2 separate regions of the Homo sapiens genome follow, and region 2 is linked to region 1. The links are chromatin contacts, found by Hi-C or POLR2A ChIA-PET in ENCODE. All regions are on one chromosome and are shown on one strand. Each heading gives the region's core, a stretch centred on a gene start or an enhancer-like site at or near the end of the contact. The rest is flanking DNA. Distances are from core to core; before and after follow the strand shown. Region 1 holds the start of PSMB3 (proteasome 20S subunit beta 3). Region 2 has its middle 28 kb from the start of LINC00910.

Evidence for each region. A loop is a pair of places that touch in the nucleus more often than their neighbours do. ChIA-PET counts read pairs that join two places held with the same protein, here RNA polymerase II (POLR2A). Pooled maps may share reads with other maps.
Region 2: a loop to region 1 is called in a pooled map, with 10 times the contacts of the local background. The contact joins the enhancer-like site here to the promoter of PSMB3 in region 1. A Hi-C loop is called at or near these places in 1 of 168 maps with a recorded cell type or tissue (naive thymus-derived CD4-positive, alpha-beta T cell) and 5 of 50 pooled maps. POLR2A ChIA-PET finds 5 or more read pairs at or near these places in 1 of 52 experiments (naive thymus-derived CD8-positive, alpha-beta T cell).

What each region holds. Positions count from the first base shown.
Region 1 is chr17:38,750,497-38,755,461 of GRCh38, forward strand. PSMB3 (proteasome 20S subunit beta 3) reads left to right here and starts at 2,245. Exons shown (of 6, transcript NM_002795.4): 1 at 2,245-2,333; 2 at 2,654-2,838. The coding sequence starts at 2,331. TRN-GTT2-5 (tRNA-Asn (anticodon GTT) 2-5) reads right to left here and starts at 1,358; the gene lies at 1,285-1,358. LOC100287808 (a long non-coding RNA gene) reads left to right here. Exons shown (of 1, transcript NR_149004.1): 1 at 1-1,256. It also overlaps the pseudogene RNU6-866P.
Region 2 is chr17:43,359,246-43,362,289 of GRCh38, forward strand. No RefSeq gene overlaps it. Among named protein-coding and RNA genes, the nearest start is that of LINC00910, 28 kb to the right of the region's middle. RefSeq lists enhancers at 798-1,493, 1,539-1,718 and silencers at 1,969-2,028, 2,479-2,578. Within about 2 kb of position 1,251, at least 38 of the 41 ENCODE cell types and tissues checked have a DNase peak (open chromatin) inside an H3K27ac peak, as active enhancers do.

The sequences.
Region 1 (4,965 bases), core at 995-3,494:
TACTACTAGCCGACATAGAAAGCACCTGTCATGTGCCAGTGTCAAATACTGCGCTAGGAACTGGGAACTCAAGGCACAGGAGCCTGGCTTTTGCGCAGGGCGCTCACAGGCCGGTGGGTGCAAACCCTGAAGGACACACAGCCTGTCCCTTTAGCGCCCATCGCTTCTGGTGTGAGCTCCCGCTAAGGGTGGGTGAGTACTGGGGTGGGCTTCCAGAAGAGGCCTCCTTTGAGCCGAATCTGCAGAGACCAAGTGTCTATGAGAACTGCTCAAGAGTGCTTTGCACATTCTCCTCCACAAAGGTCGAGGCTCCCACTGCGCCCAGGAATGCGCCTCGTCAGACATTAGGCGCCCCTTGATTTTGTGTTTGCATCTCACGCGGTCCTCTAGCTGACAAGTGCATCAGAAGAGTCACAGTGGCTGTCACAAGCCAGAGACTCGCAGAGGACAGGAACGCGGGAAATCTAGGCAATTACCTCCAGCATATACCAAGAGCTATTGCGAGGATCAGATCCCTTTAAAAATGGTGACGAGACAGGAGAGGGCGGCTCCTCTAGAGCTTTCCGGAACGTCTTTACCTCTGTGTCCTTTATACCTTTTATCTCCCCCAAACAAGGTCCTTAGTCAGTTTCTCCTTCTATTTCCCCATCTTCCTCCCCCACCTCCCTGTGTAGTTCTAGGGGGAAAAAATGTGTTGTTTTCCTTTTTTTCTGATGCTTCTAATATTAAATGCGTCTATTTTCCCACTCTCCATTGTCTTGAGGTCTTCCCCTACCCACCCTGCCTAGTTCTGTCACGTCCCTTCTTTCCCTGTATCACAACAATGTTCTCCCTTTCTCACCTTTGTTTCTCTTCATACTTGTTTCTCTCTCTGTGTCTCTCTCATTCTCTTCCCTTCCAAATGTAGTATTTGGAGACTGTAATATCGATTGAGGCAGACAATAGAAAACTGTCGAACCTCCACTGTAAATTCATTCTTAATCCTATGAAAAAATGCATCCTGAAACGTGTTGCATGCACAGTGAGACAAAAACCTGTGTCTTTAGGTTTCCTGCGATCTAGCTTGGAGGCGGGTTGGGGGGGTGTGGAGGGAAGTGCTGGAGAAATTATCCCATTATTGACTGAGCAGCAAAGAATTTTCAAGAACAGTGATTCTCCTAGAAAAAGTATTGCTGCTGCCATTTCAATGCAAAATTTGGCTTTTGAGTAAAAGGCTTAGGTTTTTATCTTCCGGGGAGAAAAAAAAAACCCAAAAGACAAAAAAAAAAAAAAAAAAGGTCATAGCGTCCCTGGGTGGGCTCGAACCACCAACCTTTCGGTTAACAGCCGAACGCGCTAACCGATTGCGCCACAGAGACCGAGTCGACTACCGGCGTAGTAGTGAGCCGAGTCAATGGGAGCGAGCCTGGACGGCGCAGACGCCGTAAGAGATGCCGCCATCGGGCGAAATAAGTGGAACCCGGGGGAGAAAGGGAAGGATCCTGATGGGGGAGGGAGGCGAAAGAGCTTGGGAGGAGAGGACGCGGGACGTGCACGCCCTTCCTCCATTGGAACGGCGAGAGGTCGACTCTGGCTATCCTCAGGTTCTACCTCAAACGTGGAGAGGCGCGGAACGTCCCTTTTTAGGGTGACCTGAGATTGAGGATACGTGAAGTCGGGCCGCAGGAAGTCCCCCAAATCAGAACAAGCTTCGGCTTCCAAACTCCCTTTCACAGCTGAACCCCTGCAGCCGCAAAATACCCGCGACGCCTACACGCGACGCCTTCCCCTTCCCACCTGCATCATTAAATTTCCATTTAATGGGCGCCTCCTATATACTAGGCACTGTTGTGGGCCAGTGAATATTCCGAGCCTAGGCAAGTGCCTGGTACACAGTAAACGCAGGATTTCTGGAGTGAATAAATAAGCTAGCACGACTAATACGACGAACTCATACATCACGTTGATAAGCGTCACGGTGCCCCTTCAGCTGGGGCCGCAGCTTCCTAAACCCAGTTTCACCAGCCCACGTGCGCGCAGGCTCCGCCCCCAGTCCCTGAGGTCCCGAGTCCAGGTCCGCCGAGATCCCACTATGCACCGTGTCGCAAGTCTCTTCCGCAGCCACAGTGACTTTTCACTTCCGCTTTTCCCGCCTCCGTTTTGACTTTGCAACCAAACTACCTGTACTGGTGACCGACAGGGACGTGTGACCAATAGAAAGCCCAGATGTCCAGGAAGAGTCCGCCTATCAGCCAATGAAGAGACAGCAGTGAGAGCGGTTGCGCAGTGAAGGCTAGACCCGGTTTACTGGAATTGCTCTGGCGATCGAGGGATCCTAGTACACCGCAATCATGGTGAGATGGGGAGTTAAAGCAAAGGGGCATGGGGAAGGATTGAGAAGCGGAGGGGGTCAGGAGAGGCTTGGGGACGAAAAGGGCCTAGGGTCGATGGAAGGAAGCGGTTTCAGTTCGAGGGGAGCGGGCCCCGGTGAGGACCAAGAGGGTGAGTGCGGCTCATTGCCGCCACACAGTGCTCATCCCAGCTGGAGAACCAGGGGTTCAGACGCCTCCGGAATGGAGAACGGGCGTACAGGAGCCTCCGCATCAGGAGCTGGGCCGGGGGCTGTGGCAGCGTTTGACCCCCCGCGCTGACCCCTCCGCTCTGTCTGTCCTAGTCTATTATGTCCTATAACGGAGGGGCCGTCATGGCCATGAAGGGGAAGAACTGTGTGGCCATCGCTGCAGACAGGCGCTTCGGGATCCAGGCCCAGATGGTGACCACGGACTTCCAGAAGATCTTTCCCATGGGTGACCGGCTGTACATCGGTCTGGCCGGGCTCGCCACTGACGTCCAGACAGTGTAAGTTTCAAGGGTCCCCGCCCACACCCAGGCCTCTTCTTGGACCATCCAACCCCGGCGTCTTGACCGGCCAAGGTGTCAGTCATCTACCACACACCACCAGTGAGTTTGAGACTTTGCCGCCTCCAAAAAACATGTCCTTCCCTTTCTTTTTTTTTTTTTTAGACAGGGACTTGCTCTGTCACCCAGGCTGGAGCTCAGTGGCATGATCTCAGCTCACTGCAACCTCCACCTCCCAGGCTCAAGCGATTCTCGTGCCTCAGCCTCCTAAGTAGCTGGGACTACAGGCGCGCACCACCATGCCTGGCTAATTTTTGTATTTTTAGTAGAGACAGGGTTTCACCATGTTGGCCAGGCTAGTTTCGAACTCCTGACCTCAAGTGATCCACCTGCCTCAGCCTCCCAAAGTGCTGGGATTACAGGCATGAGCCACCACACCTGGCCTGACTTTGATTTTGACAACAATTTTGAGCAGACAAGACAAGCCCAATAGAAACATCTTGCAAGCAGTTGGGGTTTTGTTATTACATCTCAGGGTTGGGGAAGCATTGGCAATGTGCCAAATCTATGGGAGCAGATTCTGGAGAGACAAAGTCTGTAGGGAGGGAAATAATGAGCGGCAGTTTGAGAGCTGAACGTTACATTTAGCAGTGAGGGGCGAAGAGAAGCCAGAGAAGAATAAGAGAGGAAAAGAACGGTGATAGGTTTTCAGGAGGGAATACGTGGTCACAGGGGGCAGGTCCTGCAGGGTACTGGTGCCTGAGGAGCAGCAGGTCCTGGATTTGTTTCCTAGAAGGTGGAGAGACTAGCTCACAAGCGTGGGTGGATGCCTGTCAGAAAATGTTCTCATTTCGGCTGGGCGCGGTGGCTCACACCTGTAATCCCAACACTTTGGGAGGCTGAGGTGGGCGGATATCTTGAGATCAGGAGTTCCAGACCAGCCTGGCCAACATGGTGAAACGCTGTCTCTACTAAAAATACAAAAATTAGCCAGGCTGGGTGGTGGGCACCTGTAATCCCAGCTACTCGGGAGGCTGAGGCTGGAGAATTGCTTGAACCTGACAGACGGACGTTGCAGTGAGCTGAAATTGTGCCACTGCACTCTAGCCTGGGCAACAGAGCGAGACTCTGTCTCAAACAAAATAAAAAAAGAAAGAATAAAAGAAAATGTTCTCATTTCTCTTAAAACTCCCTGAGTCTCAAGAACATAACACTTACTGAGATCTCACCCAGCCTGCCCTTTTTTCCTGTCTGGTAGAGTCAGAGAATGACATCCTGGGGTTCCTGTCAGTGAAGTCTCCCGTGAGCCTTCCCTTCTGCAGTCACTGCTGTTCTCACACCATTTCCTTTTCTTCAGAGGGCTTTTCTCACTGCGTTTGCTTCCTTCTGGGCAATGACTGCTCATTTCACTAGGCCTCAGTTTCCTTACCTGGAAGATGAAGCTCAAGTCATTTCTAAGTCTCTTTGCTCTGGTGTCCTGAGACTCATTGCTTTTCCTCCAGCAGGTGTGGCATTGGTCTGCTCTATGCAGGGGCCTATCCTGGGGCTCTGAGATGGAACTGGCAAGCTGTGACCTTTTTTCCTTTTTTCACCAGAGCTGCCAAATGGCCTTTTTCTAAGGCATCTTTCAAGTCTGTTAGCACATAGCACAGCAGTTGGTGCTGCCCCCTTTTTTTTTTTTTTGTCACCCAGGCTGGTGACATAAACTTAACTCACTGCAACCTCCGCCTCCAAGGCTCAAGTGATCCTCCCACCTCACCCTCCCAAGTAGCTGGGACTACAGGTGTGTGCCACCATGCCCAGCTAATTTTTGTAGTTATTGTAAGAGGCAAGGTTTCGCTATGTTGCCCACAGCTGAACTCCTGAGCTCAAGCAATCCTTCCGCCTCAGTCTCCCAAAGTGCTGGGATTACAGGTGTGACCCACTGCGCCCAGCCTAAACATTTTTAATATGGAACGCTTCACAAATTTGCATGTCATCCTTCTGCTAATCTTCCCTGTATTATTCCAGTTTTAATATATGTGCTGCTGGCCAGGCGTAGTGGCTCACGCCTGTAATCCCAGCACTTTGGGAGGCCAAGGTGGGCAGATCACGAAGTCAGGAGATCGAGACCATCCTGGCTAACAC
Region 2 (3,044 bases), core at 1-2,500, 4.6 Mb after region 1:
CAAACAAAACAGCAAGGAGAAAAGTCCCCTGATTTCCATCCTAGTGCTTCTCAATCACACTCAGCACAGCAGCAACAAAACACAACCACATCTATCGAATCTTACTGCTCATAGCTGTTAAATATCAAATCTCAATCAGCAATTTTAGAGCCGGATCCTCCAATGCTTTTGGTTCCCAGTGTTTCACAAGCAAACGGACAGAAATCGGGAGGGACATAGGAGAAGAATCAGTTAAAATCCCTAAGACCAGTTAAATGAAGTCTCCTGAAAATGACACTGAAACGGAGACAGCAACCAAGACAAGGAGGACGAGGCAGACTAATACAAAGAGCATAGCCTGCGGTGTCAAACCTGTTTTTTAGCCGAGAGGGGCTTTACTGGGAGGGGCCTCTAACCCTCCTCGGTCGGGCCTCTAACCCGAGGTCGGTCAAGTGTCCTTGCCTTTTATTAAGAGGGGCCTCTAACCCACTCTCTTTTAGGAAAGACTCTAACTCCATTAAGTTGGGCCTCTAACCCAATCCCATTCTTTACCCGGGCACTCCACCACTTACCCAAAGTCAGTCTACTGACTACTGCAGTGCTGCAGTCTACTTCCTTTGGGTTGGGGGAGTTTCTTCAGTATCGTCCCTTCCATCATTCGCCAGAAATATGTTATAGGACCCCAACACTTCCCCAAAGCACTATAGTCCCATCTGTGGTGGCCAGAAATACGTCACAGGAAAAGGGCCCCGATCCAGACCCAAAGAGAGGGTTCTTGGGTCTCGCGCAAGAAATAACTCAGGGCAAGTCCGCGGTGCAAAATAAAAGCAAGTTTATTAAGAAAGTAAAGTGGTGAAAGAACAGCTACTCCACAGACAGAGAAGGGCGTTCCTGAAACTAAGAGAAGGAACGTATCCACCCTAGGTACAATGCTTGTACACATGGGGAGAGGTGTTCTGTTACAAGGGTTTGTGATAATTAACTTTAATTATTACATTTTGCAAGAATCCCTATTACTACCTTTAAAGCAAAATTAGGAACGCCTTTGTTCTCCAGATATCCAGCTATCTGGACACTCGGGTCTCTTCAGTAAACATTAATTTGTTCCCTTAACCGTAAGTATCTGAAAGCTAGGAATATCCTTCTGAGAATGCAGGCCCGTAAGTCCCGGCCTCATTTTTCTAGCCCTCACTCAAAATGGGGTCGCTTCAGGTTCCAACGTCTCTGACAGTCATACTACATATGACTCAGCCACGTCAATGGAAAAAGTAGACTGGATAGTGACGTACCCGCAGAAAACGAATGCAACAATCTGTCATACAGATCTGACGGCAGTCAGATTCTGCAGTGAAGTAGAGGCGGTAAACTTGAATGCAACGATCTTCATACCGCATCCCACAAAGCCACGTAAATCCAAAAGCAGTCCGACTCTCGATAGTGAAACACATGCGGTAAACTTGAATGGAAAGATGTTTATACTGCCTCGGATAGAGACACGTAAATGAAAAAGCAGTCCCACTTGGGATAGTGAAGTATGGGCGCTCAACTTAAATAGGACCGTCCGCATATCGTATGTGAGTGAAGCAAGTAATAGCAAAGGGCAGTCAGATTACGGAGACCGATGGCGACTGAAGTGAGTGCAGTAACCTTTAACTCAATGATCGTCACGCCGCAACCAAGTGAAACCGAAAGCAACTAAGCGCTCGAAAGCACGCCCGGCCAGCTCAAAAACTACGGCGCTGATGGACCCCAGTGATCCGACGTAAAGGTGCAAACGTAAAGCGCACACGGCCAATTTAAAAGCAGCGGCGCTGATAGGCCCGGACGAACCGACGTGAACGCGTAGAAGTAAGGTACGCGCGATGAGCTTAAATACGCGAGTACTAAGAGACCGTGAAACCCGGATTTAAGCGTGTAAACGCAACACACAACCTAGGAGGTCAGTAACAACGGTCCCAACTGATGCAAATGGCCCAATGCAAACACGTTGACAATCTCCCGTTAGCGACAGTAACAGACGCTAAGCGCCCAATGCGAACAAAACTCCCGCTTCGAAAACTACACCTCGGAATCCTTCCAGCGATCAAGGGCCAGCAACACCACAAGCCTTCCACTGTATCAACACCGTTTTCAAAACGAAAATGTTAACGATCGGCCACTGTACTCCTTCTCCCACACATCCTAACCTCAGGGTGACAGATAGCACCCTGAATAACTCTCTCTCCTACGTTGAGATTGTGTATCTTTATCCAAATCTGAACACCTGCGTAAGTAATATTGTTACTATTTTGGAGGATATTCACTTTCCTTTTTTGCTCCCATAACTCCCGAGAGAAGCAGCCATTTTAAATTTGCATGCCCCGCCGTGCCCTGCCTGCCAACCACTGAACAGAAAAGCGCCTGTAAATCACTGGAATCTTGGGAAAGCTCCTTCGGCTTCATTGCCCTTCAGGAGGAAAAACCCACAACGGAAAAGACACGAAGAGCTCTAGGAGGCTCTTCTTTCCTCCTCCTCCCCCTCCCCTTCCCCTCCCCTCTCCCTCCGCCTCCCTTCCCCTCCGCATCCCCTCCCCCTCCCTTCCCCCTCCCCCTCCCCATCTCGTCCTGACCTAGCTGGCATCCAACATTACTTTAAACTTTTTTTCACACATACGTTGAAAGAATTGTTTGGTGAACACCCGTATGCCCATCACCTAAAGTCATCTTGCTGTACTTGCTTTATTACATGTGTTACAGACGTCTAATTACATTTTTTTTTTCTTTTTTTTGAGAGGGAGTCTCGCTCTGCCGCCCAGGCTGGAGTGCGGTGGCGCGATCTCGGCTCACTGCAAGCTCCGCCTCCCGGGTTCACGCCATTCTCCTGCCTCAGCCTCCCGAGGAGCTGGGACTACAGGCGCCCCCACTACGCCCAGCTAATTTTTTGTATTTTTTAGTAGAGACGGGGTTTCACCGTGTTAGTCAGGATGGTCTCGATCTCCTGACCTCATGATCCCCCGCCTGGGCCTCCCAAAGTGCTGGGATTACAGGCTTGAGCCACCGCGCCCGGCAATTACATATTTTGTATA